Regions from separate parts of the Homo sapiens genome. Here region 1 is linked to region 2. Evidence: read pairs that join two places in POLR2A ChIA-PET (ENCODE). Cell type or tissue: OCI-LY7. All regions are shown on one strand. Each heading gives the region's core, and the rest is flanking DNA. Links, peaks and the distances in the headings are about the cores only. Region 1 holds the start of ZBTB26 (zinc finger and BTB domain containing 26). Region 2 overlaps STRBP (spermatid perinuclear RNA binding protein).

What was found. Peaks named below come from ENCODE experiments on the same cell type or tissue, not always from the same donor. Only the 100,000 strongest peaks of a DNase experiment are listed, where the experiment ranks them.
Region 1: POLR2A ChIA-PET joins it to region 2 with 28 read pairs; 2 of 35 experiments call an interaction of 5 or more read pairs at or near these places.

The regions. Positions count from the first base shown.
Region 1 is chr9:122,930,234-122,933,155 of GRCh38, forward strand. It overlaps ZBTB26 (zinc finger and BTB domain containing 26), which reads right to left and starts at 1,279. Exons shown (of 2, transcript NM_020924.4): 1 at 1,204-1,279. It also overlaps a transcript of RABGAP1 not described here. RefSeq lists a silencer at 1,051-1,390. In OCI-LY7, for the core only: a CTCF peak has its summit at 742; DNase peaks (open chromatin) are centred at 848 and 1,378; H3K4me3 peaks cover 2,500 bases; H3K27ac peaks cover 1,992 bases.
Region 2 is chr9:123,255,405-123,258,326 of GRCh38, forward strand. All of the region lies in intron 1 of STRBP (spermatid perinuclear RNA binding protein), which reads right to left. Among named protein-coding and RNA genes, the nearest start is that of STRBP, 12 kb to the right of the region's middle. In OCI-LY7, for the core only: no CTCF peak of the experiment used is centred there; no DNase peak of the experiment used is centred there.

The sequences.
Region 1 (2,922 bases), core at 231-2,730, 330 kb before region 2:
TAAGCTTATGGCTTTATTTCTGATAATGGCATTACCATCCTTCAGCTCAGAGGTCTAAAACCTAAGAATTAGATTTGGTCCCTCACACTTCTTCAGCATTCAGTTAATTATGGAGTCTTGACATAATCATCTCCAGTATATTTGTCTCCTTACCAATGACACCATTATAACTTATTTCAGGAATTTTTTGCCTCTCACTAGGCTGATCCCATTACCCCTTCAAAAGAATCTCCGATAAGCGTTCCTAACTTTTAGCTAAATGTCTAAATGCAGTTAATAGAAAGTCCCTTCTCTATGGGCTTTCTACAGAACAAAATGATTTCCTGCAGTGCAAATCTGACCATATCAATATTCTGTTCCGAACTCTTCAAAAAACTACCCATCTCCTTTAGGATTACACCATTCACCATCTGGACCTCGGTCGACTTTCCCAGTCTCATATCCATTCTGTGCATAGGAGTCCCCCCATTTCCTCCTCTTCCCACACAAGTTATGCTCAGTCATTTCTCCACAGTATTGCAACTGTCTTCCCTGAAAAACTCTTCAACACTTTACTCTCTCCAAGTACAATTCAGACATCACTTTCTTTCTAAAGCCTTCTCAGCAACGGCCCCTTGAGCAATTAACACATATGTGACTGATACATACATACATATATATACACATAGGAGTACTTATTTGTTCAGATCTGGCTCCCAAACTTAATCCCGAAAACTGGAACAATATCTTGCCAATCTCCAGTGTCTGGTATAGCGCCAGTAATATAAAAGGTGCTGCGACCAGTGGCCAAATAGGGGAAAACCCCAGCAAAAGGGTAACCTAGCACTCACAGTGGTTCTCAAAGACTGGCACTGAATGCCTGGTCTTGGGCTGGCTCCCGAGGCTCGTTTTCTTAGGGCCTCACCTCTGGCACTTCTTATAAGATGCCAGAGTCAGGCCCCCAAGCCAACTGCTGGGCCCTCAGCTGGGGTCCTATGAGGCGGTCCCAGGGGCATCCTCAGGCTCCCCACTCCAGTCACAGGGAAGGGAAAGGGGCGGGGCGCAGCGTGGGCCGGGCCAAGGGCTCCTCAAGTCCCCAGGGGCCTAGGCCAGCCTCTCGGCTCCCATCCCAGTGCAGGTCCCGGTTGATCCAGGGCCCCAGGGGGGTTCCATTTTGAGACACCCCGCACCCCAGCCCGCCGCTCCGGCCGTCTCCGCACTTACAGACCCGGGGGAAGGCCGCCGTCAGGATCCGGCACCGCCAGGAGCTCCGGCCCCTCGGGGCTCCGGGAAGGGGGAGGGGCAAGGAACCCGAGCCAAAGGGGGACCCAACGGAACCGGAAGGGCAGCCCTGGCCGGACAAAGACAACTTCCAGGTCCCATGGTCCTCTCCGCCAATCGGAAGGCTCGGAGGACAACAGGGGCCCCGAGAGGGAATTTCTGCGTTGTGGGCGGGGCGCAGACGGAGGGCACCGTACTCTGGGCACTAGCTTCACTGCCTACTACCCCGAGGTGCCTTAGCTCGTAAGCGTCTGTGGCTCAGGCCCTGTGCGCCTCGCAGGGACCCGCTGCTCGGGACCCCCGTCTCAGCGGCTCTTCTGTAGCTGGGCCTAGACGGTCCGCTGCCTCCTTGGGCCTGAAGGGCTCCTCTGCACTTAAACTTTGGTAAGTCTTTTTAGCCTAGGGGTGTAGACTCGTCGCGCGGGAGCCCGAAGAGCAGAAAGCTCTCCCCTCACTTTTGGATGTGTTTTTCAGGGTTCTTGCCTTGGAGTTCTTCCTAGGGCAAACTCTTGCACTCCCATGGCTTCCGTTACCTACTTCATGCTGACCATTCACAACCCAGGCAGCTACATGGACGAGATCTCCAGCTGTCCTGATGTGAAAGTACCTTTTAATGATCTCAAGTTCATCTCATCTCCTATCCAGACCGGAAAACTTGAGGATCCTTCTAGAGTTCTTTTCCTTGCCAATCCAGTTTACTGGTTTTTGACCATTCTTTTCGTTTTTGGTGGTGGTGAGGGGCTTTTTATTGAGGTAAAACATGCGTAATGTTTATTACTTTAATCATTTGTAAGTGTAAAACTTGATGGTCTTGAACTCTGGAGTTAAAGTGATCCACCCTCCTCAGCCTCCCAAAGTGCTGGGATTACATGTGTGAGCCACTGCTCCCAGCCTTTCCCTCTTTTTAATGTAGTTATTTACAACTATACATTTCACTTTGATCACTGTTTTCACTACAGCTCATAAGTTTTTGTATGTTGTGTTATTTTCATTCATTTCTAAGTATTTTCTAATTTCCCTTTTGATTTCTTCTTCTTTTTTTTTCTTTTTTTTGAGATGGAGTTTCGCTCTTGTTGCCCAGGCTGGAGTGCAATGGTGTGATCTCGGCTCACCGCAACCTCCGCCTCCTGGGTTCAAGCGGTTCTCCTGCCTCCGTCTCTAAAGTAGCTGGGATTACAGGCATGCGCCACCACACCGGGCTAATTTGATATTTAGAGATATGGAGACGTGGTTTCTCCGTGTTGGTCAGGCTGGTGTCGAACTCCCGACCTCAGGTGATCCACCCGCCTTGGCCTCCCAAAGTGCTGGGATTACAGGTGTGAGCCACCGTGCCTGACCTTGATTTCTTCTTTGACCCAGTTGTTAAGAGTGTTGTTTAACTTTCAGATATTTGTGACTTTTCCAGTTTTCCTTCTGTTATTAATTTATAACTTCATCTGTGTGGTCCGAGAAGATACTTTGTATGATATCTATCTTGTAAAATATTATGAAACTTGAATTGTGGCATACAGTCTGGTGAATACCTCATGTGCTTTAGAGAAGAATGTGTATTCTGCTCTTGCTGGGTGGAATGTTCTGTATATGTCTTTTAAGTATAGCTGGTTTATTATGATGCTTAGTTCCTCTATTTCCTCACTTATCTTCTATCTGATTCTTCTCCCC
Region 2 (2,922 bases), core at 91-2,590:
TAGTTGGGAACACTCAACTGCTCATCTGTTTTCTTCAAAGACGTAAGAAAGGCACTACTTAGATATCCATAACCAATGAAGCAGCAGTAAAGGAGATTTCAAAGGATAACCTGTAAGTTGTATCAAGCTACTGAGAATACATAGTGTTTTTACAACCAGAGCAACTTATCTAACAAACTTAGTGAAAAGGGTTGAGCTACTTACAGATGAAAAGAAAAATTCAGGTACTGTGTCAAAGTTTTCCAAATCAATTATCTAGATTCTGATGCCAGCAATAGATCCAGCAACTGAGTCTTACTTCTCTTTCTGGGAGTTAGCTATATCAAAATGAAGGCACGAAAGCAACAGATGCACATCCTTTCTAAAGAGAATACTAATTTTCTTTTTATCAGAATCATCATCACCTGTATATAACCATCACACCTGCAAACGTTATACCAAAACCAAACAAATTTTCCTCCTGATCTCACTTCTCTTGGGCTCCCTGCTTATACTGAGGGAACCCCAGGCTGCCAATCAAGTAGGCTTGAAACCCTGTAGTTGTCAGGCTTGTTGCTCAGCCCTCACATTCAGTAGTTACCAAGTTGCAACAGTTCCAAGACATCCTTTCTTTCTTTTTTTTTTTTTTTTTTTTTTTTTTTGCTAGTCTTGCTCTGTTGCCTAGAGTGGAGTGCAGTGGCATGATCATAGCTCACTACGGCTTTAACCTCTTGGGTTCAAGCAATCCTCCAACCTCAGGCTCCCAAGTAACTGAGACTACAGGCAAGCACCACCACACCCAGCTACTTTGTTTCTATAAAGATGTGGTCTCATTATGTTGTCCAGGTTGGTCTCGAACTCCTGAGCTCAACTGATCCTCCGCCTTGGTGTCCCAAAATGCTGAGATTATATATATACCTACTTCCACTACCTATACCTATTTCCACTACCTTTATTGCTTTCCCCCCAAATTATTACAATAGCATTTTAATCAGTGTACAGTAAGTTGTCATTTAATGTACTTGATAGGTTCTTGGAAACTGCGACGTTAGAGGAAATAACATATAATAAAACCAATTTATCAGAGGCTAATTGATATATACAACGGTTAAGTTCTTCTTGTCACAAAAACATCACCAAACTTCTAAATAAAAACCAAAACGCTTGTAATATTAAACACTGAAATAAATGTGAGCTATATATATATGTAAGAAAAGTTAACAAAAAACAAGATGACTACTTAATTATTCCAGTTCAAGAATGCAGATGGCCAGAGCCTATCCCAACAACTCAGGGCACAAGGTGGGCACCAATCCTAGACAGAACACCATTCCGTCACAGCGCACACTCACACACACACCCTCACTCACTCATCCTGGGACCATTTAGACAGACCAATTAACCTAAACTGCGCATCCTTCAGATATGGAGGAAACCAGAGCACCCAGAGAAAACCCACACAGACATGGGGAGAACGTGAAAACTCCATGTAGACAGTGGCTCCAGCCAGGAATCTTTTTTTTTTTTTTTTGGTCAACATTATAATGAAACAACATCGAATGAAACATTATTCGAGAACCAGTCGTATTTATTTCAGTCTGTCTTTCCACGTAACATTGTCAAACTCATAAAGATAGTCCTGATAATGTCCTTTATCACTGGGGCTTTCAAACAGAGTAAGGCTTGAATTCCTTATTCCTGCATTCAAATCCTTCTATCAGTAGCTCCAACATTCCTCTCCAAACTTACGCTCTGCTAATTCCTTTCATATATCGTATCGTCAACAAAATGAACCACTTATTTTCCATACAAATCTTGAGCATTCTTATTTTGCTAATGCTATTCCCTCCATATGGAATTCTCTTTTCCATTTTTCTCATAATCCAGTTCTATTTGTTTTCCATGGCTGATACTACACACTACACACACCCTCGCTGAAATCGCTCTATTATTCCCCTCCACTAGAAATAATTTCTTGTTCTTCTGAATTCTGGATCACTCTCTCTTAGGTACTTACCTTTTTAAAACACACAAACACACACACACACACACACAGACACACACACCCACATCCCATACTATCAACTCCCCTAATAGACTGTAAGCTCATAAAAGTATAAAAGTCAGAGTCCATGAATACTTTATCTCTGGCTGGGCACACTGGCTCATGCCTGTAATCCCAGGGCTTTGGGATACCCAGGCAGGAGGATGGCTTGAGCCCGGCAGTTCAAGACCAACCTGGGCAACACAGCAAGACTTGTCTCTACAAAATAATTTGTTTTTAATTAGCCAGGCATGGTGGCACATGTCTGTAGTCCTAGCTACTCAGCAGACTGAATGGGAGGACTGGTTGAGCCTAGGAGGTTGAGGCTGCAGTGAGCCGTGATCACACCACTGCACTCCAGCCTGGGCAACAGAACAAGACCCTGTCTCAAAAAAATAATAATAATTGTATATATATATAACTTATACAAAAGATACATATTTATGCATAATTTATGTATATATATTTATTTACAAAATTGTATAGAATTATTATATCTATATCTTTGTATATCCCCATGCAACCAGCATAGTGCTTAATAAGGACTCAAGATGAATAAATTAATAAGGATACTCATGAAGAAAAACAGAAATACAGCAAAAAGACGACTTCAAGGCGCATAATATTCCAAAGAAAAACTGAAATTAAAACTTTAAAAAAATTAAACCTTTTCCAAGTATAGACTACAATTAATAAAATAGTTCATTCAAATACTCGGGTTCCTACTAAATGCCAGGCACTGTTCTACTAGGTGCTTGAAATCTACAGAAAACAAAACCAACAAAAATCCTTGCTTTCATGGAGCTTATATCAGGTGGAGAAAAAAAGGCAATAAACAATATAAGCAAAATATATCATAAGTGAAATGGTTTAAAGTGGTATGGAGAAAAAGAGGATGG